Regions from separate parts of the Mus musculus genome. Here regions 2, 3 and 4 are each linked to region 1. Evidence: chromatin contacts called from ENCODE Hi-C or POLR2A ChIA-PET data. All regions are on one chromosome and are shown on one strand. Each heading gives the region's core, a stretch centred on a gene start or an enhancer-like site at or near the end of the contact. The rest is flanking DNA. Distances are from core to core; before and after follow the strand shown.

Evidence for each region. Hi-C counts contacts between places; a loop is a spot of excess contacts on that map. ChIA-PET counts read pairs that join two places held with the same protein, here RNA polymerase II (POLR2A).
Region 2: POLR2A ChIA-PET joins it to region 1 with 13 read pairs in Patski. The contact joins the promoter of Kat5 here to the promoter of Malat1 in region 1. POLR2A ChIA-PET finds 5 or more read pairs at or near these places in 4 of 5 experiments (Patski and embryonic stem cell).
Region 3: POLR2A ChIA-PET joins it to region 1 with 26 read pairs in Patski. The contact joins the promoter of Pola2 here to the promoter of Malat1 in region 1. A Hi-C loop is called at or near these places in 1 of 37 maps with a recorded cell type or tissue (heart). POLR2A ChIA-PET finds 5 or more read pairs at or near these places in 3 of 5 experiments (Patski and embryonic stem cell).
Region 4: POLR2A ChIA-PET joins it to region 1 with 15 read pairs in Patski. The contact joins the promoter of Capn1 here to the promoter of Malat1 in region 1. POLR2A ChIA-PET finds 5 or more read pairs at or near these places in 3 of 5 experiments (Patski and embryonic stem cell).

The regions. Positions count from the first base shown.
Region 1 is chr19:5,799,416-5,805,875 of GRCm38, forward strand. It overlaps Malat1 (metastasis associated lung adenocarcinoma transcript 1 (non-coding RNA)), which reads right to left and starts at 3,257. Exons shown (of 1, transcript NR_002847.3): 1 at 1-3,257.
Region 2 is chr19:5,608,390-5,615,070 of GRCm38, forward strand. Kat5 (K(lysine) acetyltransferase 5) reads right to left here and starts at 1,705. Exons shown (of 14, transcript NM_178637.2): 1 at 1,629-1,705; 2 at 1,463-1,529; 3 at 1,074-1,142; 4 at 847-983; 5 at 413-568; 6 at 249-323. The coding sequence starts at 1,640.
Region 3 is chr19:5,961,014-5,967,856 of GRCm38, forward strand. It overlaps Pola2 (polymerase (DNA directed), alpha 2), which reads right to left and starts at 3,193. Exons shown (of 18, transcript NM_008893.3): 1 at 2,813-3,193; 2 at 78-202. The coding sequence starts at 2,891.
Region 4 is chr19:6,012,400-6,018,576 of GRCm38, forward strand. Capn1 (calpain 1) reads right to left here and starts at 2,848. Exons shown (of 22, transcript NM_007600.3): 1 at 2,707-2,848; 2 at 1,802-2,069; 3 at 1,597-1,666; 4 at 1,190-1,308. The coding sequence starts at 2,068. It overlaps Gm10814 (predicted gene 10814), which reads left to right and starts at 221. Exons shown (of 5, transcript NR_045783.1): 1 at 221-285; 2 at 1,830-1,957; 3 at 2,470-3,413; 4 at 3,918-4,084; 5 at 5,399-6,060.

The DNA.
Region 1 (6,460 bases), core at 2,007-4,506:
TCAGGCTGAATTATCATAATTCTTAAATTATAAGTTACAAATAAACACAAGTATACAATGCACAAGAAGAAAAAAAGCATACCTTTACATCTTGTTTAGTCACAAGGAAAATCATTTCTCCTACACTAGGAAAAAGACTTGCTTATACAAAACTGAGATAGTATCTCTTACTTGATAATATAAAAGCTATCACCAGAAGAAATTCCTTCAGGGTCATTAAAGCCACTTCCTTTGTTCCTATAGTAGTTATTAAGATACATTAAGTCACCTGAAAAAAATTTCAAAAGAGAACCACACACTACAATCTATATTCATCCAACAGCTTCAGAAGAGTCCCCACTGTAGCATCACATCATCCCAGTGGACCAGACCAACCCCCAAGCCCTACGCTTTCGAGGGACCGGCAGAGGAACCAACCTTCCTTAGCTGCCCGCCTCAAAAAAAGAAAAAGGAAAAAAGAAGCAAAAACTGGATTGGGAGTTACTTGCCAACTTGAAAGCTGAGATTTCCTGTTTTTCCAAATATTTAAGTTCTCTGGTATGATTATCTGAAATCATAAACTAAACAATTACCTAACACCCCCACCCACCCAAACACAAGGCCACAGCCAACTAAGTTTTACCCCTCCCCTTTAATGAAATATTTTAAATCACGGTGCTGTAAAACTTAACTTCAACCTCTGGCCTAGCCAAGCTCCTGAGGTTCTCCTGAGGTGACTGTGAACCAAAGCCGCACTGTGCTGACTTCAGCGGCAACTGGGAAAACTCTTCCAAGGACAAAAGGCAGCTCCAGTCCCTGAAGGTGTCGTGCCAACAGCATAGCAGTACACGCCTTCTCTAACCCAGTGTGTCAACACAACTATAGCATCTGTGGAAAATCTTAGAAAAAAAACGTTTCCCCCACCCACTCCTCCCTGTTAAGACCACTCCCAAATATTTCAAGTAAAAGTGTTTAGGATTTTACAAATCTCATTAAGGGAGGGGGAAAGAGTAAACTACCAGCAATTCCGCCATGGCCAGCTCCTCCACACTCAGTGTGAAAGCTAGCATCCATCCTCTACTTCCTACAAACTGTAAACCTGGCGAGCTCTGCTTATCCTGAGAGTGGATTTCCTTTTTTCTGGTTCCCTTGAGTCATCTGCCTTTAGGATTCTAGACAGACCTAAGGGGAAAAGAACTCAAAATATATTTTGCCCCCATTCCCCCAAAAGCACTTTGCCCAATTACCTCCCCTACACAGGAGTGAGGCTTGTGGTAGGTCATCTGTTCAAACTACAACGTCTTACAAAACTGGGAGGTTGTGCTGGCTCTACCATTCATTCCCCTCTGAGCGGTTAAAGACAACTTGCCATCTACCATTCTTCTTTCTGGGCCTTGGCAGTCAGCCCTCAAAAGCTTCTGACAAGATGCAAGAGGACATAACCCTGAAAAAGAAAAACCTACAACACCCGCAAAGGCCTACATACAGCCCCAGATATATCTCTTTACACAGAAGCCTACAACTCCCCCATAACTATTAAGACAAAGTAAACAAGTTACCATCCAAGTTACAGAAAACCACCACCATGTTGCCGACCTCAAGGAATGTTACCGCACCGCATGCTCTCCCTGCAGCCTTTCTTGCACACTGGCATGCTGGTCTAGGAGCCGCTATCTATCCTCTCCACAATGCCTGCTCGCCTCCTCCGCGCAGTTGACAAGCCAAGCCGCCAGCTAGCTTCATCACCAACTCGCTCTCGCTCCACCATCCTGGAACCCTTTCCCAGCTTCACCACCACATCCGTATGGCTCCTTCTTCCTAGCTTCCTCCACCGAACCGCACTCTTTCCTGGGCTATCTTCACCATGCACTGCTGCTGCTGGCTCCTCAGTCCTTCCTAGCTTCACCAAACTGGCTTCGGGACTCCTGTCTGCCGCTCCTGTCTTCCTAGTTCACTGAATGCACTTCTGTGTAGACCTGGGTCAGCTGCCAATGCTAGTCGTTAGGATTTTAAAAGCACCTCAGCTCAAGTCCAATGCAAAATGCTGACAATCTTGAAACTGTTATCAAAAGTCCTTTTGTCATCAAGCAAAATTAAGCTACAAGTTAAGGCTTTTAATATTCTTCTAACTCTTCAAAGGCATTCTGCCTTAACTTTTTACTTCAGTCCTAGTAGCTTTGATTGCTAGCTTCAATCTTGTATGTGGCTGTCTAAAGACTCTTCTAAACTGCTCGCTCCATCAGAAATTTGAACTTATGGCTTTAAAGATAATTTCCTTCTGACTTTATATCTTATCCAACCTTTTGGCCTCAATCTTATCTTCTTTGCCTATCTTGAATGCTGGCATCCAAAGTTGTCTTAACTTCCATTTTGTTTTTCTATCTTGCTTCTTTCTATCTTCTATTCTTCGGCTTCCTACTACCTGTGCCTTTAAGTACCTTTTCTGTCTTCTAAAGATGCTTTGTCTTCTATTTTCCTATCTTCTCTAACAGCTTTTTCTTCACCTTCCTGTATGTCTTCTTCGTCTTTCACTTCCATTTTCTAATCTTCTTTCTCCAAATACTAGCCTAACCTTTTTGTTTTTTCAAGACAGGGTTTCTCTGTGTAGCCCTGGCTGTCCTGGAACTCACTCTGTAGACCAGGCTGGCCTCGAACTCAGAAATCCGCCTGCCTCTGCCTCCCAAGTGCTAGGATTAAAGGCGTGCGCCACCATCGCCCGGCTAGCCTAACACTTCCATCTTCCCTGTTTCCAACTCATGCCTTCAAACGTACATGCGCCAGTCGAAGGATTTTTATAACGGCCGTCAACTTAACCTACTTTTCTCAATCTTTTAAAACTACACCTCATTTTCAAACTATTCTCTACAACTTTACTGTTTTAAATGCCACTTAGATTCTATTTAGGTAACCTTCGTTTTAATCTACAAGGCCGACCTTCAAACTAGAACCTTTTAGAACTTCACAAAACCTCCCTTTACAATCTCCTAAACTGCTCTGGTCAGCCTCCATTATACAGTACAAATACTTTTCTCCTCATTTCCTTTTTCAAACTGTTTAAATAAGCCTTCATGTTATCTCTTAAGATCTTCTTAGATTATTAAGACTAAGTAATATTTCGATAAGCTACTCTATTAGCTTAAGTTTAGAGTTCTAATTCTTTTTACTGCTCAATCTTTTTAATTAAAAACTTATCTGCGATTTCCTCGGGCTGAGTCTCCTGCCTCACGAGCTCAGCTGTGCTGCTCTACGCTGCTCTGCTCTCGCTGCCTGAATGCCTGACGCAGAGCCCGGAGCGCCGGTATTTATTGCAAAGGGACACGTCACTCCACCGGAACCTAGTAACCCTCCACCACCTTGGTGAAGGAAGAAAAATAGTTCCTCAGAGAGTTAAAAATAGATCCTGACTTCCAAGTTTCTAGATTTTTCTTGACGTCGTGTGGGCCTCTTGGACCTTGCTAATACAGAGAAATGTTTAGCTTGTACCAGCTAAATAGGTACAAATAGGTTTAAAATTTCTGGTCACAAGGAGAAAAAACATGAACTAATAGCTATTAAAAATGGGAGCCCCAAGTTTTTCAGATGTTTCAACACCTTTTGCGTTTTCCTGGGAGGACAGAGGGTATAGCGTATGTTGCAAGTGTTAAAACAGGCTTTCCCACAGCTTCAGCTTCCACTTCCCATTTTGTAACTCCCCGAGCGGCTGCCATTTCATGCGAAACAAGATGGAGGTCTCTCGGAAAGTGACCGGCCCTGCGAGTGGCTTCTGAGGTGGTGACACTTTGTACTGGTTTATACTGGGAATGCTCCTGTAGGGACGACCTGCAGCCTCCGGCTGCTCTCGGGGCCACTTTTCCGAGCCCGGGTACACGAGCGCTTTGGTGCTTGCCTACGTCCGCCATGTTAGGCTGCGGTCTCAGCCCAGCAAGGCCATGGTCGCTGCAGGTGAGGGCACGGCGACCTTGGCGGCCATGCCGAGCACCACCCGCACTGCGCTAATAACCGTCAGAGCCCGGCCCGTGGCGGCAAGGTCCCCAGGTCTATCTCATCGCTTCCTAAAACTACGACGGAGGGGAAAGGATGTTTTTCTCTTTCTCCCAGGACCATGGAGAAAGCGTCACTGGGCGCAGAAAGCGGGGGCCGCGCCAGGGAGGGCGGGGAGGACCGCGGAACCCGTCGCGAGGACAAAGGGGGTGGGGAGAGGCGCAAGGATACGCGGGTCGTGAGTCGCCGCCTCCCTTTGTGAGCTGCTGAATCGAGGGCTGGCAGCCGGCCGGGTTCGACCGGTTCTAACCGGTTCCAGCCGGTCTAGGCAAAGTTTCTGCTGCAGAGCCTCGCTGCGCAGGCGCGCCCCGCCCCGCCCCCAAGCGCCTTCACCACGGTGCTGGAATGACTGGTGTGGGAGCAGGGCGGCTGCGGGGGGCTGTGCTGCAGTTTCCTGGTCGCCCCTTATTGCGGCCTACTGGGCCCACGGACATGGCTTTTTTGGTCTCTATGTCATCCATTAAGTGTTAAGACACATACTTTGCTCGTACGTTTACTTTATACTCTAGAATTTTCAAAGGGAAGCGAGTCTCGGGTTGATCCCGTAAACTGGAGGCTGCCTGGATTTTTAGAAAAGCTGCTGGAGTCGTGGGAAACAGCGCCCCGGGGCGCATTGAGATCCAGAGCTCGCGATCGCACACGGCCTGGCGGCACCGTCCTGCTCCCCACCTCTACGTTCTAGGACCTGTGAATAGGGAGGTTTGGGCAGAGGCTTTCCCAGGGTAGACAGAACTTAATGACCATACAGGCTGATAGTCACTAAGGACATAAAATTACATGAATATTCTATTATAAAACTAAAGGAGAGAGGCACCCTTAGACTGAGGTGGGGCTCTAGCAAAGCTGGAGGTCCAGTGTTAGACCATTGCCTCCCTTCCCATCCCAATGGCCAGTTTAAGCTTTTTCTTTCTTCCTTATTTATTTTTCCTGAGACAGGGTTTCTGGACCAGGCTGGCCTCAAACTCAGGTCCTTACACAAGTGCTGGATTAAAGCTGTGTGTACCAAGCCTGGGGCTTGTTTAAGCAGCTTTCAGGTGACCCTTGCAAAACTGCCCTACTTTTCTCTTTTTCTGTCTGTAAGAAGCCCTAAAGAATGGAATGTTACTGAGTGCAAACGGTTCCTCTCTAGAGGCACACTTGATGGATGCTTTGGGCCTGGAAATTTTTTAGAATTTTAGTTCTGAAAGGACAAAAACTTGAGTCACCTAAATTATGGGCGGTGATCTGAGTGTCGGGCATCTGTGATTCATCTATAATTAGGCAAAGTTAACTAGCAGAAGGTGTTCTTCATCGTTCCTCTTAACCTACCCACCTCCCTCTCCTCCCCCGACCTTCTGTTTCTGCTTTGCTTCTGCTGGGGGGAGGGTCTAAGACCGTTCTGGAGGCCAGGGAAATGAAACCAATCTTTAAAATGGTAGGGCTGGATCTCTGCAAGTTCGGGGCCGGCTGTTCTACATAGAGGGTTCCAGGTGAGCCAAGACAGATAGGAGACCCCACGCTTTGTTGTTGTTTCTTTAAAAAATAAAATAAAAATAAAGTCACCAGGCAGTGGTGGCACACTTGGGAGGCAGGGGCAGGCAGATTTCTGAGTTCAAGGCCAGCCTGGTCTACAGAGTGAGTTCCAGGACAGCCAGAGATACACAGAGAAACCCTGTCTGGAATTAAAAAAAATGATAAAGTGTATAGGGTGACATGTTTTGAGACAGAGTCTCACTGCCATATTGTCCTAAAACTGTATCCCTGGCTGGCCTGGAAACTCAGATCTGTCAGGATCTACCTTCTGAGTGCTGGGATTAAAGGCGGGGCTCACTTCTGGCATAAACTATGGAGATTTGTTTTGTTGTTGTTGTTGTTGTTGTTTTAGAAACCCTGCAGATAAGGGAAACTAGGCAAGCCTTTCCCCCTTCCTTCCCTCGCCCCCTAAAGTGCTTGTCTGTAAGTCCATCTTCTTGATTCCTTCACACATCATACAAACTTTTCCTTGCTTTTGGAATGGCTGTGCGGCACTGGGCAACTCCCAGGGTTTGGAGAGAGAAACAGGCAGCAGGGTCACTCCAGAAACTACCAAAAGACATGGTTTATGAAGGCAGCAAGGGAGTTCCCAGTGAACGCCACGGGAATATTTCTAGAGAACATTCTGGATTACCTTTTCTTATTGCTAGGGCCCAAATGCCCACTGTCTTCCCCCTTCTTAACTTTTATTTTACTTCACAAACAGGCTTTGGTAATTTCCAAACCACTCTGATTCTCATCCTCTTTTGTTTCGTGGGTCTTTTCCAAAGTTAAAAGATTGAACTCGGCCAGGCGTGGTGGCGCACGCCTTTAATCCCAGCACTCGGGAGGCAGAGGCAGGCGGATTTCTGAGTTCGAGGCCAGCCTGGTCTACAGAGTGAGTTCCAGGACAGCCAGGGCTACACAGAGAAACCCTGTCTCAGAAAAC
Region 2 (6,681 bases), core at 455-2,954, 190 kb before region 1:
CAGCAAGGAATAAGAGGGGAAAGACCAGGCAGGCTGTTGGGATGGCTCAGTGGTTAAGAGCCCTGATCTTCCAGAGGACTTCCTGGGTTCTTTTCCCAGGACCCACAGAGTGGCTCACAACCATCTCTAACTCCAGTTTCAGTGGCTCCAATGCCCTCTTCTGCCCACCTGCACCAGGCATGCAAGTAGAACACATGCAAAACACAGACAAAACATTCAGACACATGAAAAAAGACTGGAAGACTCACCTGAGGGAAAACCGAGGCTGGGGCTGTCTCGCTGGGCACTGGGGTTGCTGGTGAAACCACCTCCACCTTCCGTTTCTGCAGAGAGAAACCAGGAAAGGTGGGTCAGAAGGTAGAGAAGGTGGGACCTGAGAAGAAAGCAAGGTCCCTGGAATTGCTGAGGGTACCGTTGAGCGGTGGTTGGGTTGCAGGCAGGAGCTGGAGGAGAGCGGCTGGTCAGGCTCGCCACCTGGGATGGCCTCCCGCTCCTTGGGCAGGTTGAAGCGGAGTGTGATCTGGACCGGGATTGGCAAGGTCTTCCCGCTGGCCTGGGCGGAGGCCGGCTGCAGAGATAGGTCCAGGGTCTTCCTCTGGGGTGGGGATGGTGGTGGGATGGCGAAGGGGGGGATGGGCCCCTCAGCATGGAATCCCACCCTCTGCCTTCTCTAAAGCAAGGCAGTGCTGGACTCTGGAAGCTACGCCTGCAACTTGGTCCCCATCCTTTGCAAGCTGAAGCCATGGCAGAAGAATGCTGCCTCCTGCCCATTCAGGAACCCCTGAGGCCAAGAGATGCAAGAAGGAAGAGGCAGGAGAGAAAAGATGAAATGGGGGACCTACTCACCACCTCTCTTTCGGGAGAGCCGGGGCGGGACCCAGGAAGTCCGTTCTTGGTAGGTGTCTTGGCCTCTTTCTTGGGAAATTGGATCTTCTTTAAGTCCAGCCGCTCGTGAGTCACCCATTCATCCAGACGTTTGTTGACTGCAGCAGTGAAAACGGCTCAGGAGGGAATGCCAGAGGCTGCCCTCAACCCTCTCCAGCAACCCCACTCCATCCAGGCCCAGGACTCACAGTCAATGTAATGGACATAGAAAAGCTTTCGGCCACTGATGTCCTTCACGCTCAGGATCTCAGCCAGGGCTATGAGAACCACACAGACAGGGAGTCTTAGCCAGGGCAGGTCAGGAGACTCCACCCTTCGACCTGAATCCCACCTCCAGGCTGGAGGCCTGTGTCCCAGCACTCAGAGGGGCTGGTTCAAGACCCCTTTAGTCACCAAGTGACACCTCTCTCCAAGCCCCGCCCGGATCATCTCCGTACGTCCAAAAGCCACGCCCCTCCTCCCGAGTATCTGCGACCGCCCCGGGATTGCAGAAGCCCCTCCCCCTCCCGTGCGATCGTTGACTCCCTCCCGCCCCTCGCCCTCAGGTTCCTTGGACCCGCCCCCCGACGTCACTCACGCCACTCATCTTCGTTGTCCTGGTTGCGCCGCAGCACGGGCAGGCGGCAGCCCTCGATTATCTCCCCCTGGGGAGACAGCGCGGCGCCAGGGTCGGCTACTGGGGGGCCTCGGGCTCTACCCACCTCCCCTGGCTCCCTCCGCCCCGCCCCGGGCACCGGACTCACCACCTCCGCCATCTTCCCTCCCTCCACTGCCACTTCCGGCCCCTCTGGGAGACGTCACTTCCGGAGCTGAGTGCGCTATAGGCCCGAGCCCCTTGAAGCTGTTTGAAAGGGAAACACTTGAGAATCACTGCTAGCTGGTTGGTAGCAAAAAGCCGGCCCGTTTGGGGAATGGAAGAGCAGGACGTTGTAAACCTGAGGCCAAGTACTAGATGGAATCCCCGCTCCTCGCACAGCGATTGGAGGAACGCCGAGTCTGTCACGTGACGCCCACCGGGTGCGACGCCGGTCACTCAGATCATGTTTAGGCTTTGTCTAGAGGCAGTGTTCTGGCGAGCCTCTTAGTGGCAGTGTGAGGTGTCACCCTGAGTAAGAAGCTAAGGAGTGGGGTTTTGAACCCTGGGGAGTCAGTAGACCTGAAGGGATTTAGAGATCCACCCAGGTGTCTGCATAAGATTGCACAGGCCTGGGGGCTTAGCAAGATTTTTCCGTTAATACTGGATTTCTATTTTTAAAATAGTATATATGTGGCTGTATACATGGAAGGTTCAAAATTCCAGTAGGCATTCAGTCAACAAGAATGGATGTCTCAGTTGGTCTTCATTATACATCAGAATCCCAAAGAAGTAGGCGCTAATGACAGTGAAGGAGCGGACTTGTCAACGAGAGTGAGAGCAAGTAGGCAGAGTAAAAGCAGGCTGGCAGTGGAGGCAGAAGCAGGCGAAGCTCTATGAGTTGAGGCCAGCGTTGTCTACAGAGTCAGTTCCAGGACAAGCGGGGTTACACAGATAAGCCCTGTCCTGGGGGTGGCAGGGAGGAAAATCTTGTTTCATGTCTTTCTTTTAGTTTCCAGCAGAAGGTGCATCTTCTGACTTTGAATAACAAGAATAGGTTTGAATAACAAAGGTGTGTTCTCCCTCCTCAAAGATGTGAATTCAAAGTGGATCTTCCACCAAGCCAGCTTGCCAGCACTGGGGAGGCAGAGGCAGGCCTGGTCTACAGAGCAAGTTCCAAGACACCCAGGGCTACACTGAGAAATCCTCTTAAAAACACAAAGCAGTGGGTTTTCCCACTTCAGAGTAGGCAAAATTGTTCACGTATGTGTTCTTCCATTTTTGGGTTTTAGTGAAATCCAGATGTAGTCAAATGGACAACCAAAAATAACTATCACAGATATTGATAACATGCCTAAAGGGTGTAGTGGGGCCCTTTAGCCTTACTTCTAAGTGTTCCCAGTTTAAATGGTTTCGGGTCCATTTGGCCACTTTGAGAAGAGTTTATGTGCAGAAGTAAAGGATTGGTTTCATCACAGGAGCATTAATAATAACACTTGGATTTGATCTGTGTGCAAAATATGTTCAGCATAAGAAGTACTGAAAAGCCAATAGGCCTTTTGTTATTGTTTGTTCTGAGGTGAAGTCTCACTGTGTAGCCCTGCTTGGCCTGGGACTTGTCACAAGGATGACAACAGGCATATGACAGCACACGGCATTTTTCTCTCTTGTGAGTTCTGAGTTGTGCCATCTTTCAGAACATCCAGTCTTCCCCTGAGGAACTGAAGCATCACCACTGTTACTCACAACAGCCTCACAGGGGTGGAGCCATTGCTGCTTCCTTGCTTTGGCTCCGTGAGGCTTTTTTTTTTTTAATTTATGTATTTTATTTTATTTATTTATGTCTGTTCACCTGAGTATGTCATGCACCCATTACACACAGTGCCTGTGAAGGCCAGAAGGAGGCATTGTGGGTGCTGGGAACTGAACACTTTTTTAAAAAAAGATTTATTTATTTATTTATTTATTTATTTATTTATTATATGTAAGTACACTGTAGCTGTCCTCAGACACTCTAGAGGAGGGAGTCAGATCTTGTTTCGGATGGTTGTGAGCCACCATGTAGTTGCTGGGATTTGAACTCCTGACCTTCAGAAGAGCAGTCGGGTGCTCTTACCCACTGAGCTATCTCACCCCCACCCCCCTACCCCCCCACCCCCCCAACACCTTTTTTTAAAAGGTTTATTTATTTATTATATGTAAGTACACTGTAGCTGTCTTCAGACACTCCAGAAGAAGGCGCCAGATCTCATTACAAATGTATGGTTATGAGCCACCATGTGGTTGCTGGGAATCAAACTCAGGACCAGTCAGTGCTCTTAACCACTGAGCCATCTCTCCAGCCCTGAACCCCTGTCTTATGCAAGAGTAGCAAGTGCTCTTAACCATTGAGCCTTCTCTCCAGCCTTTGTAATTATGTACATATATGTATCCAAGTGTGGTTTTGTTCTTCTGAGTGCAAGTGCCCCTGGAGTCTAGAAAAGGGGGTTGGAGCACCTGGAGCTGGAGCTGGTTGTAAACTTCCCAGAGTGCATGCTGCAAGTACAATCTTCACCACCGAGTCATCTCCAGGTCTTCTAACAAGTTCTTTTATATAAAAGTCACACAATTTCTCCTTCATTGTATGTACTTCTCTCTGCTTTCTGCTTTCTGTACCGTCAGTCCGGGTCACTCTTTAACATCATAAACCTTTGCACTGTGGGGATTTGTTTGTTTGCCGCTGTCTCCTCAGCACCACTAGCAGATCACCTAGCTCATGTTTATTGACTGCCACAGGCCCAGGAAACACTGAATGAGCATGTGAAGCATGGATGCCCAAGCTGATTTCCAGAGCTTTCAGGAGCCTAAATCCAAGCCAAGCTACTGGCACACATTAAAAAGGGGTTTTGTTTGTTTGTTTGTTTTTTAATTCTACATGTCTGGGTGTTTTGCCTCATGTGTGTCTGTGCATTGCATGCCTGCCTGGTGCCAGCAAAGAGAGACTGGATTTAAAGGTAGTTGTAAGCCAGTGTATAGATGCTGAGAATAAAACCTGGGTCCTCTGGAAGAAGAGCCAGTGCTCATACCACTCAGCCATCTCCAGCCCCAAGGACTCCTTTTAAAAGAAGAGGAAAGACCTGGGCGTGGTGGCACACACTTTTAATCCCAGCACTTGGGAGGCAGAGGCTGGCGGATTTCTGAGTTCAAGGCCAGCCTGGTCTACAGAGTGAGTTCCAGGATAGCCAGGACTGCACAGAGAAACCCTGTCTTAAAAAAAAAAAAAAAGGAAGGAAAGAAGAGGAAAGGAGGGTTTGAGTTTGGCTTATCTTCAGACTCCTTACTGGCCATATCCTGATGGGGAAGTAAGATTTCCTTTACTGTTTACTTGCGATATGGCCAGAGTGGAGCTTAGAAGTCTTCCTGGCTATGTGGACATACTGTGTAGCTATCTTGTCTGGGGCCACTTGTCCAAAGGCTGTCAGATCTGAAAAACTAGAAAGTTCCACAGAAACCTCAGGGTATTAGAGGTGTCAACAATGGGAACTTGCTGTCTCTTCCTCTAAAAATGTCAACCCTGTCCAGGAGTGGTGGCTGATATCTAAAGTCCCAATACTACAAGCTGAGGCAAGAGGCTAGTCTGGGCTATGTAGTGAGACCTTGTATAAAATGAATAAGTGTGAGAAGGTATACCTTTAATCCTAGGACTTGGGTGACAGTAGCAGGCAGATCTCTGACTTGGAGGCCAACCTGGTCTGATTAATGAATTCTAGGTCACCCAGGATTATATAGTGAGACTTGTCTCAAAAAAGCAAGTTAAAAGCTGTGTGTAGTGTGAACACCTTTAATACCAGCAATCAGGAGGCAGAGGTAGTTGGGTCTCTTAAGTTTGAGGCCAGCCTAGTCTATGGAGCAAATTAGAGGACAACCATAGTTACCCAGAGAAACCTTGTCTCCTGGGGGTTGGGGTGTTAGGGAAGAGTAAAATAATATAAATAAAATACAAAAACAAATGACACATTACTAAGGTGACAATATACCTTAATTATTTTGTTCATTGCTATATCCCAGGCATGTTGTAAATACCAGTTGAGTCAAAATGTGATAATTCCCAGGGTGGGGGCAGCCAGCCAGTGTCTTCTATAAAATCCCATAGGGCAAGAAGCTGACCATCCCACAGAAGTTAAAGGGAAGTTGGTTTCTACCCTATATCAAGAAGGACCTTCATCTGCCAGGACAGCTGAAAGCAGCATCCCATTTCCTTAGCTAAATGCTGTGGGGTCAAAGGGAGGATCAGAAAAATCGACAAGCCCTCCTGAGGCTCCTCCCAGCACCTGTGTCCTCATAGTCCTCTCGGTCCTAACAACTACAATTGAGAAGATAGCTGTTTGCCCTCCCGTTCTTTTTTATTCCTTTGTTCTTAAGTCCCAGGCTGGCCTTGAACACATGATCTTTCTGCCTCAGCCTCCCAAGAGCTGTAATTAAAGGAGCATATCTCCAATATCAGACTATCTTACATAGGGTTTCTGTTGTTGTGATAAACACCATGACCATGGGGAGAAAAGGATTTATTTCATTTTACAGCTTGTTGTCCATCATCTCGGGAAGTTGGGGCAGGAATGATGCTTACTGGCTAGCATGTATGCTTCCCTGTAGCTTGTGCAGCCTTTTTTCTTATATACCCTGGGACCATTTGCTCACGAATGGCACCACTCACAATGGCCTGAGGCCTCCCACATCAATCACTAATTTTAAAAATACACTTCAGACTTGCTTACAGACAAATCTGGTTTTTGTTTGGTTTGGGTTGGGTTTGGTTTGGTTTGGTTTGGTTTTTCCAGACAGGGCTTCTCTGTGTAGCCCTGGCTATCCTGGAACTCACTCTGTAGACCAGGCTGGCCTCGAACTCAGAAATCCACCTGCCTCTGCCTCCCAAGTACTGGGATTAAAGGTGTGTGTCACCACTGCCTGGCCTTACAGACAAATCTTATGAAGAGTACCTCTTCTCAAATGGTGCAAGCTTTTGTTTCTGTAGAGAAAATAAGTTTAGTTTCCAGCACACACAACTACCTGTAACACTAGTCGGGACAGACTACTTAAAATTAATCAGGGCTGACAGCACTGGGTCGCCTTCCCCTTCTCCCCAATTAAGCTGTGTACCTGGCCTGTCACTTTTATCTGACCTATAATGGTGTGATTTTAGTGGTACTATAAAGAGTGGCTGTAGTGTTAGATGCCTGTTGACA
Region 3 (6,843 bases), core at 1,943-4,442, 160 kb after region 1:
ACCACAAGCTTGCATCTGATCACCACTGAGACCTCCATGAAGCAGGATGATGCCAGAAAACTCACAGTAGCTCTTACCTCGTATTCAAAAGAGTTCAGGATGTCTACAGTAAGGCATGTCTTCCCCGCACTGGTGCAGAAGGCGATGAGCTCACTGACCATCCCGTCCTCAGTCTGTCGGTATAGAACACACAGCTCTGCCACTGCAGGGAGAGCAATGGGACCAGTAAAAGAGAGCCTGGGGCCAAACAGTTCTCTGCCATCCATTATCCACAGGGCTGGGAACACAGCAGTCATCAAAGCCAAGGGTTCTTGTTCACAGACACTCACTACTGTCGGGGTAGAGAACATGGAAGCGTCCGGTACCTTAGACACTCATGTGTGCCATAGGAAGACCAAGTGGGCGTGGGAAGGGATCATAGAGCTAAGGAGATGCTGGCGATTTAAAACAGCCAGGGCTACCTAGTGAGACCTTGTCTTAAAAAAGAAAGCGGCCAGGAGAGGCCCCAGGAGGTAGAGTGCCTGCCACACGAGCGTGAAGACAGGAGTGCAGAGGACTGGGTGGTGTGGCCATGAGGCCCGCTGTGTGGAAGGCAGAGACAGGGGATGCCTGGAGCAAACCAGCCAGATTAGTTAAAGCAGTGATTGGGTGCTGCAAGAGACCCAGCCTCAGTGTATAAGCTAAGGACTGATTGGGAAGACAGACAGACAGACAGACTGAGTCACCACAGGGATGGATCTAGCAGGAAGTGATTCTGCTTCTGATCCTGGCCATTCACAGGAAGATGAAAAGGACTGATCGTCAAAGGCTGAGAACTGGTGATGAGCAAACCCAAGGAGAGCCAGGCGTGGTGGCAGCGAATCCACAGCAAGAATGTGCTCCTGACGGTACACAAGCCGCAGTCACTGTGGCTCCAGAGGCTCGGACTCTTCTGGCTTTTGAGGGCTCTGCCTGCGTGTGGTGCACTTGCATATCCCAGACCAACACTCATCCACATAAGCAAACCTATTTTTTTAAAGATTTATTTATTTATTTTATGTATATGAGTACTCTGTAGCTGTACAGATGGTTGTGAGCCTACATGTGGTTGTTGGGAATTGAATTTAGGACCTTTGCTTGCTCCGGTCGGCTCTGCTCGCTCAGGCCCAAAGATTTATTTATTATTATACATAAGTACACTGTTGCTGTCTTCAGACGCACCAGAAGAGGGCGTCAGATCTCATTACAGGTGGTTGTGAGCCACCATGTGGTTTCTGGGATTTGAACTCAGGACCTTCGGAAGAGCAGTCAGTGCTCTTACCCACTGAACCATCTCTCTAGCCCCAAGTAAACCTATTTTTAAAAGAATAGATTTTAACAAAGAGAAGACAGTGAACAGCGGCAAATGCTGCTGATAATTCAAATAAGGACAAATTTAGCCCTGCCTTTGGCAAGACAAAGGTCATCAGTCCCCCATAACAGCAGGTTCCTATGACCGGGAGGACAAAAGCCACAGAAAGGGAAACTTAAGGTATCCAGTATGGACAACCCTTCTGGAGAGGCCTGTTGTAATCAGGAAGGGGAGAACTCAGGAGTGGGGTCAACAAAGCACTTTAGGCAAAAGACACACCCCTCCCAGTTGGTGACACCTGCTTTCAGGTGCAATCTGAGACCTCATCTCAACAGAAACAACAACAACAACAACAAAGAAAAGCAGAAAACACACCTGTTAGCTTTATAGGGACAATTTTTTTTTCTAGTAACACCTAAACTTGATTTTATATGCATGAGTATTTAGCTTGCATTGAAGTGTACAACATGCATGCAGTGCCTGAGGTGGCCAGAAAGGGGCACAGGATCCTCTGGAATGGGAGTTGCAGATCCCTTGGGTGCAGGGAAGTGAATGTCGGTCCTCTGGAAGAGCAGTCAGTGCCCTTAACCACACAGCCATCTCTCCAGCCCCAGGGCACAGAATCTTCAAAAGATTTCAAGTTCTTTTAAAAAAATGTATATATTATTACTTTATGTGCATTAATGTTCTGCCTGCATGTATGTCTGTGTGAAGGTGTCAGATATTGGAGTTATAGCAAGCAAAGCAGACAGGATGGCACTAATTCAGCTCTTAGCCTTGAATTCTCTATGATCCTCCAGGCCTCAGCCTCCCACGTGCTGGGGTAACAGGCAAGCCCACTTATACTACGGTTTTATTTCCTACAGTAAGAATTTCAAGGGGTACACACACTGCTATTCTGACACTGATGCACACATCTTCCAGGAGAGATGTGTGATTTAAATCTTTACCACTGGTCTCTGTGGAGCAATAGGATGAGGCACTGTACTCCAGAGCAAAAGTCAGGGGTCGGCACACAATCAGGCAACTAAGTCTCCTTGCCCATGTCCCTCCATCTATAAAGAGAGGGAGCCAATAAGCACCTTGAAGTTTCTTCCAAAGCTAAAATAAAGGACTAGGATCCACCTAGAGGAATTCCTATTTGCACAGATCACTAAAAACTCTGATGAGCAGGGCATGGTGGTGTACATCGTTAACCCCAGCACTCGGGAAGCAGAGGCAGGCGATCTCCGTGAGTTCAAGGCCAGCACAGTAATCTACATAATGAGTTCTGGGGTTACCCAGAAAGACTCTGTCTTTAAAAACCAAACAAACAAAAAAACCTCTAATGAGAAAAGTCATTGAGCAAGAGATGACTAGGTATGAGATGCAAACGGTTCCAATGTCTCCTATTGGTAATGTCACCTGTTGTTTAGTCGGGACCCAATAGGTACCACACAAGCATATAGAACTTGGAAGCGATCCTCTCGGTTCGGGACTCACGTTTCTCCAACAGGGAGTCCTCGTAGTCCAGGCCGAAGATCTGTAGTTCCTCCGCCAGCTGCTGGGTGGACACGGCCATGGTGACCCGGGAGTGGCCGGGCGCCTGCCGCCGGGCCCCGACCTCAGCTCTACCCTGCAGACGCTTATCCTTTCGCTTTACCGGAAGGTGACAGGGACGTGTCACGAGACCACCTGGCCTAAGCCCTCAAACGACCCCAGCCACCAGGTCACAGAGAAATACTTCAAAAGCCCTCGAGAGGTCTCGATCCAGAGAGAAAACTTGCTTCCGAGGACTACACCTTAGCTTCTCCGTGAGGAGCACAGCACAGGAAAAACCCGCCAAACGCTTTGCCTAGCGCGCGCTTGCGCGAGGTTCTGCTCGGGCCCCGCCCTCCCCGCGCACGCGCCGGTCCTCCCACTGCAGCTGCGCAGAACGCGCCTCTGCGCGTCACTCCGCGCGGAAATTGAGAATCGAGACCCCGTACTGTGGCTGTTTCAGGAGTCGCCTGTTCTGCTAAGCTCTGCGATGCTTGTTTGTCCCTTTTTTTTTACCCTTGGCCAGGAGGCGCTGTTTGTCTGTATCTTGCAGTGACTGACACGTGTGTCCAGCACGGCCCTGGAAGGGCACGTTAGCTCCTTCCTCCCCCACCTCAGCATCTCCATCCTGCTCTGCCTTGGTTCGTCCTGATCTAACGCTTTCGTAGGGAATGTGGTTATTATAGCTGTTATGATTGTCAGTCACGGGGATAGCGGGAGGGCAGGTCACTGAAGGGGGAGTGGTTAGAGAGTAAAACAAGGAGTGCATTCTCTTCTTGATGTATTTACCAAATTTTCGAACCAAAATCTCCATTGATTTGGCTTAGGTCAATTGATCTGTGACACCCTAAGAATGGAATGGAAGACTGGCAGAGCCTTTAAGAAAAAACGGTTTGAAGCTAGGCCTGGTAGCACACACCTGTAATCTCAGCACTTGGAGGCTGAGGCAGGTCTCTGCAAGTTCCAGCCAAGGCTATACAGAGAGACCCTAACAAGCAAGCAAGAAACACCAAACAGGACTGCAGAGATGGTTTAGCAGTTACGCTTACTGATCTCACAAAGGACTTGGGTTTGGTTCCAGCACTAGTGTGGTGGCTCACAGCTGCCTCTAACTCCAGTTTCAGGGGACCTGAGACCTCCTGACCTCCACAGGCTCCTACAATCACATGGTGCACATACATACACTCAGGTACTCACAAACACCCATTTAAAACCATGCCGCTAGCCCCAGCACTAAGGAAGCAGAAGCAGGAAGATTACTGAGTTTAAGGCCAGCCTGGTCTACAGAATGGCACCCAGAACAGCAGGGCCACACTGAGAAACCCTGTCTCAAAACAAAAACAAAGTGTGTCTGTGTGTTTAAAGGCTGATTGAACTTCAACTTTCTCAGTGAACATCGTGGCTCAAAGCTTCAATCTCAATATTTGGGAGGCTGAGGTGAGATATTAACACGAGACTGCAGCCGACTAGGCCCACATTTTAAGTCTGTCCAACAGAAAAACAAAACAAAACAAAACTTTACTGGGTTTTCACACTAGTAGCAGGAAGCACTGGGCTGGGCTGCAGGAATTTAGCCACCAGGTGGCAGCAAGGTCACACAACACTACGATTTAGTCCCTCAGTGCTGCCACACATCATTAACATCTGAGGCTTATGGCCTTTCTGATAAAGAGAGGTAAGATTTAAATACAGCCTCACAAACCTTGAACCAATTATCACCCATTTCTAGAGATTAGGGGTGTAGCACACCTGGCAGAGTGCTTGCCTGGCGTATCTAAACCTTGGGTGTGACCCTCAGAATCTGATGGCCATTGGCACATTTGTAATCCCAGTACTTGGGAATGAAGGACCAGAAGTTACCCTTAGCTACATCAGAAGTTCAAGGCCAGCCTGCTACAGGAGACCCTGCCTCAAATGAATGCATAAATAAAGCAAAGCCATCTTTCTTTCTTTCTTTCTTTCTTTCTTTCTTTCTTTCTTTCTAGATTTCTTTATTATTATGTCTAAGTGCACTGTAGCTTTCTTCAGACACCCAGAAAATGCTGTCAGATCTCATTACAAGATGGTTGTGAGCCACCATGTGGTTGCTGGGATTTGAACTCTGGACCTTTGGAAGAATAGTCAGTGCTCTTAACCACTGAGCCACCTCTCCAGCCCCCAAAGTAATCTTTTGACTATTTTATTATTTTGTGCGTATGAATGTTTTGACTTCAGGTATGTCTGATGCTGAGGAGGCCAGAAGAGGGCATCAGATTTCCTGGAACTGGACTTAGAGATTAAATTGTTAGCCACCATGTGGGTTCTAGAAATTGAACCCAGATCCTTTGCAAAAGCAGTAAGTCTCTTAAATGTCAAACATCTCTGTAGCCCCCGCCCCAAAGTATTGTTGTTGCTGAGATTAAAGTTGAGCAACACCACACACATCCCATCCAGCCAAAGTAGTCTTTCTCTCTTTCTTTCTTTTTTCTTCTTTTGGTTTTTTTCAAGACAGGGTTTCTCTGTGTAGCTCTGGCTGTCCTGGAACTCACTCTGTAGACCAGGCTGGTTTCAAACTCAGAAATCCACCTGCCTCTGGCTCCCAAGAGCTGGAATTAAAGGTGTGCGCCACCACTGCCTGGCAGTAGTGTTTCTTAAGGTAACCCTTAGAGGCCAGGCAGAAACCAAAATAAGACAAAGGAAGAAAAGAATGAAGGGAAGCAGAGAGGGAGGGAGGGAGGGAGGGAGGGAGGAAGGAAAGCCACAGTTTATGGAGCTGCCTACGAGGCACTGTGGCCTGTGGCCAGAGGTAGGGAGTGATGGTAACTCTGAAGGAGTGGGACAGCAACCGAGGTCACCAAGCCTGTGCTCAGTTGGGTGTCTCCCAGTCATCTTTCCTCCCTGGGTGTGCACTCTACTGCTGAGCCACATCCCCAGCCTTTGCGTGCTCAGGCCCTGTTGAAGCCACTGTGACCCTGTCAGCTCCAACCCCTTCTAGTGGGCTCCTCTCACATTCCTCCTTTCAAGCCTGGATGTGTCCCATGGCGCCGAGTGCCCCTCCCAGTACTCTCCTGGAATGTTCCTCACTCCTGAAGCTGACTCTTCCTATCTCATCTCTGTAGCATTTTGCTGTGTCATCCTGCACGGCCTCCGGGGCCTCTTCTTCACCCTCATCCCTGTTGGGATTGCACGCAGCTCACGTTTGGACTGGTATATTCCCATCAGAACACTCCCTGCTCTGACCTGGTGCCTGGCTCCTGGCAGGCTCTCAAAAGATGCAAATCTATGGAGGAAGCTTAGGGTCAGGGGAACTGGCTTAGGATCTCCTAGGCAGTGGAGAGCCTCCCCAGACTGGCACAGGTTCCTACCCACTGTACTCACATTGGGTTTGAGCCCTTTGTGACCTTGGACAGGTCATCGGACCCTTGCACTTCATGAAACTGATGGTGGGGGCTGCTGGCAGACCCCAGAGTGTACACAAAAAACAAAATGAACCAAGGAGAAAAAGATAAAGCCATAAGATCCCTCTGCATATGTAGCAGAGGATGGCCTTATCTGGCATCAATAGGAGGGAGGCCCTTGGTCCTCTATGCCTCTGTGTAGGGGGATGCTAGGGTGGTGAGGCTGAAGTGGGTAGATGGGTGGGAAAGCACCCTCATAGAGGCAAAGGGGAGGGGGTATGGGATTCGGGATTTGCAGAGGAAAAACCAGGAAGGGGGACAACATTTGAAATGTAAATAAAATAACCAATAATAATAATAAAGATCCCCTGTGACACCCTCTCCTGAGTTCTCCGGGAGTATATACTAGGAGAACAATAACAAGAGGACGTGAGACACCTCAACAGTGTCTGCGCTGAGCCAAGCATGGTGCTGTGCATCTGTGAGGAACACGGGACTTGAAATCACTGATACCTGAGCTTGCCATCAGGTAGCACTGATAAGAGCGAGGCCTCTGAAGCGATACCCTGGCAGGCTCAGCTAGGCGCCTTGTCTAGGACAGGCCTAGATAAACTGATG
Region 4 (6,177 bases), core at 1,598-4,097, 210 kb after region 1:
CCTCCCGAGTGCTGGGATTAAAGGCATGAGCCACCACGCCCGGCTATATATGAGTCTTTCTGTTAAGTCTGTACAACAGAAGAGAGCATCAGACCACATTATAGTTGGTTGTGAGGCACCACGAGGTTGCTGAAATTGAACTCAGGAACCCTGAAAGAGCTTCTAGTGCTCTTAGCACAGAGGGGCCAAATACCTTCCGGAGGGAGGGCTGTCCGCACAGGGCGTAGCCCCGGCCATCTCAGCTTCACAGCCCCTTGCTTCCTTATTTTAAGCCTGAGTATAGAAGTAAGTGGGAGATGTGGAAAGACAATGTTGTGCCCAGACCCTCAACCACAGATGGGCAGGCTGGTTCCAAATGCACCAGATTTGCTCCAGGGATGCAGGCCTAGGCTGCCTAGGGACAGAAGCTTCGGAAAACACCAAAAATTGTTGCAGGGAGAAGCCCAGAATGATGAGGTAAGAGGATCACTGAAGGATTTGGGAAGCGGCACTGACTGTGCCAAATAGAAGCTGGAAGAGGAGTAGATTGGAGATTTGAGGAAAGGGGGTAGGGAAAAGGGTGACAGAGCTGTCTTGGTTGGGGCACTCAGCATAGAATAATAGCTGCCATTTCTTCTGGCGTGGGCAGAGTGAGGTAGTGGGACCAAATTAGGCAGAAGGAAGGAACACAGAGACCCCCTTCAGGCATGACTGGGATCATCATGGTAGAAAAGGCCTCAACCAAGACTTTTGGGGTGTGACTCTCAACACTAGCTCCTGGAGAATTCACTAATGTAACTTGAAACGTGGGCCCTGTCAGAAACATCAGGGAATGGTGTTTAAACGCCATGTCTGTCTTTTCCTCTACACTCTGTCAGGTTTGCCAAGTCTGGGAAACTGGGAAAAGGGTGAACTGACAGGTGAAGATGGGGAAACTGAGGCTGGGGCAAAAAGCCAAAGCACTTCTTCCACACTTTCTCTGCTAAGCACAACCTTACCTAGGAGAGCTGCAAGCTGAAAATACCTGCTTGACCATTCACACATGACTGACCAGAGGTGGCACAGAGAGGCCAAATACCTTCCAGAGGGAGGGCTGCCCTCGAAGGGCATGGCCCCGGCCATCTCAGCTTCACAGTGCTGTGGGCCATCCTTTCCCATCTCCCTAAAGTCAGCTATTCCTCTGGCCCAGGGAGGGTGCAGGGACCTTCACCTGGAAATGAAAGATGCCAGCGTAGCCATCCTGAAAGCTCTGGCCGTAGGGAACCACTCGGTGCAGAATAGTCTCGTTGAGGGTGAGGGAGGCAATGGCAGCCAGGAGCCAACAGTCCCCTGGAATAGGAAAGACCCTCATCAGGCTTGCTTTCCGGATCTGCCCAGGGGAGGGAGGTGCTGTGTATGTGGGATGCCGGGGGCCACCAGGGATTCCCTGGGTGGGGTACCCTTCATCTCCCCTCCGCTTACAGAAAAGACCCAGGAATCTGGGCGAACCAGCACCTATGCTGATAGTCAAAACCTGTCTGGACCTGCAGGAGGGAGGAGTTGGGGCAGTGCCCAATGGAACGGGAACGGAGAACTACAATGGGGCAAACGCCCAGAACCCCACCCCTGGGGGCCTACCCAGTGCTCCCTGGCAGATGTCTGTCCGGGTGGCTCCATCCACGATGAACTGGGGGTTTGACATCAGTTCCTACAAGACCCACGGTCATGTTCCTGGGCCAGTCCCTCCTAGAAACTGGTACCCAGACACCACGAATAATGGGGGGGCCCAGTCCCATTGCCCACCACCATCAGAACCAAGTTCCACCCAGAGTGGCCCTCTTACCGTAGGCCGCTTCCATTTGATGCCATAGGTTTTAGAGGAATGAGGACCCAGTTCCTTGAAGCCCAGGCTATGAGAAACCGGAGGGAAGGCCTCGTCTTGGAAGAGGACCCCACTCTGCAGGCATCTTGCCCGAAGCGTTTCATAATCCTGGCCCAGGTACTTGATGGCGTTTTCATGGCGGCCCAAGCCCAGCTCCTTGTCCCGCTTCTTCTGTACTTGGGCTGACACCCCGGTGCAGTACACAGGGGTGATTAACTCCTCTGTCATCCTGGGGAACACATGGGCCTGGTAGAGATGCAGGCCTTCCCAGGGATAAAACACAACTGCCTGCCGACATTCTCCTGGACTCATTCCTCCCCAAACATGGGTCACTGCTCCCTTTACAGTGCCTGGGACTCTCAGCCACCTTGTTGTTAGGCTCTCAGAATCTGGAAAGGGGTGTCCAGTTTCTAGGTATCCTGGTCACCACCTCTCTTTTCCCTATTCTTACCGCCCAGAGGTGACAGTTTGGTATCAGCCATCCAGGCAGGTAGGATAGGGTGGAGGCCAGCCACAGCAGCAGAGCAGAGGTACTCCAGGTACGATCCCTGACACCATTTGCCTGCCTGTAACTTCCCCTCCACAAAGCTGCCAAGCATCTAGTTCATTTGCCCCTTTCCTCGGCTTAGGAACTGAAAACTCCACGCACTGATGCCTTTCCACAAGCTGAACATCAGAGCACTGGACACTGGCCCAGCTACAGCGGACAGGTTGAGCTGAGCGCCTGGGTTGAGCTGCTTCCGGACCCTTAACCCTCAGGCAAACACACAGAAGACCTGAAGCAGGGGCTGATCAGCGACAGCCCCCTAACCCCAGAAGCAGTGGCCTGGGTCAAACAGTCGTAGTCTGGACACCCAACTTCTTACCTGGGGAAGGGGAGTTTGGGAGATTGCTGCGGTCCCTGGGGCTGGCTTCCTTGGTGGCAGCTCAGGGCAGGGCCCAACCAGGAAGAGCGCTCCTCCCTGCCCTCCTCCCTGCCCTCCTCCCCGCCCTCCTCCACCGCCCCTCGGCCCTGGTCCCTCCCTCCCTGGTCCTCCACCTACGCCCGAGGCTCTTACCCCGCTCCCTCTAGGCTCTCCCTTATCTCCCCCGCAACACTTTTTTACTATCTCTTACTTAGGGTGTCTTTCAGTCCCCTCCCCCCGCCCCCTTCCTCTGCAGACTCTAAGCCAGCTCTGCGAGAGGACAAATTGGTAAATGGCAGAGTTGTCTCCCGGGAGGAGCCGGTCGCCGGTCCGGGTGAGAAGGGTTGGACTGGGACAGAAGGGCACCGCCGGCCAGAGAGAGGGTAGGGCAAGGGGTATTTTTAACTAGGGCCGCAGCTCGAGTTGCAGAGCCGCCGGCCCCACCCTATGTCGCCCTCCGGGAAGGTACTGGGGACGATCCGGCTCAGTGACGCCGCCAACACAGTCCTCCACCCGCCTCCTGCGCCCCCGCGTGCCTCTGGGTTGCAGCTGTCTTCCAGCCCAGCCGGCGCTCGGCGAAGCAGGGATTACCTCTGGTGGCTGCAACTGCTTGCTGGAGCTGCCCCTGGCTGGATGAGAGCTGACTTCTGCCGGACGCTAGACAAACGGTAGCCCCACCCCGGCCGGTCCCTGCCGCAGACCCGCTGTAGGGCTGAGCCAGCTCCCCACCCCCTCACCTTAGGGCGCAGGCCTGCAGAGCTAGCACTCCGCCCTAGCGGTCTTTGCGCACACCCTGCATGGCCTTAGGTAAATCCGTGCCTCGATTTCCCCAACCGTGCAGAAAAAAAAGAGGGACAATGGCCTTAGCCAATCTTTGTGTAGCATTCTGGCCTTCTCTTTCAAGTAATTGGTCTGCGCACCTGGGATCAGCTCCCTTGTGGGGGTTACCTGACCCGGGAGAGGGCAGCAGAGGCCCGGAACACCAGGGCAGGCTCACACAGGACCTGCAGATCCCCCTGGGCGCACTACAAGAGTTTGGAGCATCAAGGATGCAGAGGGATTGGAGCGGTCCCAAGGCTCTTCACAGTTATAGAGGTCACAGCATGGCCGATCAAGCTACATAAGATGGACAAGCATTCATTGAATAGATGGTGCTTTTCTTGGGATTCTAGGCACCTCGACACTCCAAAAGTTAAGAGCTGACTGCGTCTAACTTTCGCACCTGGGCGTTATGCTCAGCTGGGCATGAGCTGATGAAGACGCCTCTGCCTTCATGGTTAATGGAGAGGAAGGGTTGGTCCACACACTTTCCCCGACTGAAGCCTCATCTAATGCAGGTGTCAGTAAAGGCAGGAACTTTGGCAAGGGTGGGGAGATGCGCGTGGCCGGGGGCGGGGGAGAGGTAGGGTGGTGCCTGAAGAAAGCCTAGGCAGGTAGAGGACATGAGGTGTAGCGGGTGTTGCTTACTCCGGGGAGAAAAGAGGGGAGAGTGGCAGGGTTAGGCAGATTCAGGGGTTCAGATTTTTGTTGTTTTATTTATGTGTGCACATGCATGCAAGTAAGCACAAGAGGGCAGAAGAGGGTTTCAGACCCTCACAAGCTGGAGTTACAGGCAATCAAAGAGCTGCCTGATGTGAAGGCTGCGAACTGAACCCAGCACCTCTAGAGGAGCAGCAAGCCCTCTAGAACTGCCAAGCTATTTCGCCAGCTCTTCCCTCCCTGACATAAGGTCTCACGTAGCCTAGGCCGACTTTGAACTGTATGTAGCTGAGACTGGCCTTCAGCTCCGGATCCTCCTGCCGCCACCTCTCAACTGCTGTGATTACAGAATTTACCACTAAGCCCTGCTAGTTTAGATGTCATTCTATTGGAGGTGGCTCAGAATTGTACAAGCAAAGGAGGTTAAATAAGGGTGGGCTGAAGGGGTCAAGAGACATGGGCAGCCCGATCAAAGAATGTTGTAGCAGGACAGTGGTGGCACAGGCCTTTAATGGCAGTACTCTGGAGGCAGAGACAGACTGATCTCTGTGAATTTGAAGCCAGCCTGGTCTACAGAGAGAGTTCCAGGACTGCAAAGGGGGCTACACAGAGAAACCCTGTCTTGAAAAACCAAAATAAATAAATAAATAAATAAATATTTAAAATCCAGGGACAGAAAAGGATGGCTCAAGTCAAAAAGGTGGCAGGTGTCCCTTTTGGAGGGACCTGAACATTGTTGCTGACCTATGGTGCAGTACTATAAGGAGGGGATGTTCTGTGTGTTGGGGTGCTGAGTAGGGGCAAGGACACCCCCAACAAAGAAATCCCTCTCTTCCTCTCCTGATCCCGCTTGACCTGGTGGCCCAGAGGCCCTTACTCTTTGGAAGCCATGTGGACCCTAAGTGCCACCACCTTGGTTCTGTCCCCATATTCATTGTCACACCAGGAAATGAACTTGACGAGATGATCATTGAGGGTAGTGCCAGCCTCAGCATGAAAGGTGGAATATGGAGTCTACTTTTAAGCTGCAGAAACAAACTGGTCCTCAGGCAATGCCCTCCAGACCGATTCACTTTTTTTTCTTTTCTTTTCTTTTTTTTTTGAAACAAGGGGCATGTATAAGTCACGTTAGTGTCCATGTTTCTGTTCTCTCTTTCTACCATGTGTGTTCCAGGAATCGAACTCGGGTTGCCGAGTTTGGCATCAAGCACTTTTACCCACTGAGCCTTCTTAAAGACCATCTTGAGAAAGTGGTGTCTTGAATGATTCTGAACCTTAGACTTTCTGGAAAAGATAGGAAGAAAAAAGACAAAATGAAGAGATAACTGGTTAGCAGAAGATGAGGAGTAAGGGCTGACTGGATGGATCACAGGATGTTTTCAAGGCCAGGAAGCTACAGTCGTGGTAGATACAGGGCATGTATTGTGTGCACTGTATCTGTAAACCCTCAGAGCAGCGACATTAAGGATGAACCTGATGGTGAACTGCGGGAATAACATTGTGTCTATATTGCTCCAACAATTGTAATAAGCAGAGCACAAAAATGGAAAATAGCAAGTCTCCTTAGTTTTTGAGATGCAGCCTTGCTTGTGTAGCATAAACTCATCTTGGATTCATGGTTCTGCAAGAGCAGCAAGATTGCGTGTGGTTCAAGTTCCCAGAACCCACGTGAGTACTTGTAGCTCCAGTTCCAGGGATTCTGGCGCCCTCTTCCGGCCTCTGTGAGCATTGCCCGAAATGGTGCACACATGTGCAAACAACCATAAATATCAAACAAATTTGTAAATAAATGGAGCTTGGAATGTAGCTCAGTGGAGTAAAGCGCTTGTCTAGCACACACAAAGCTCTCTGTCTTAGGGTTTTATTGCTATAAAGAGACACCATGACCAAGGCAACTTTTTTTTTTTAATTTTTAAAAGATTTATTTATTTTATGTATATGAATACACTGTAG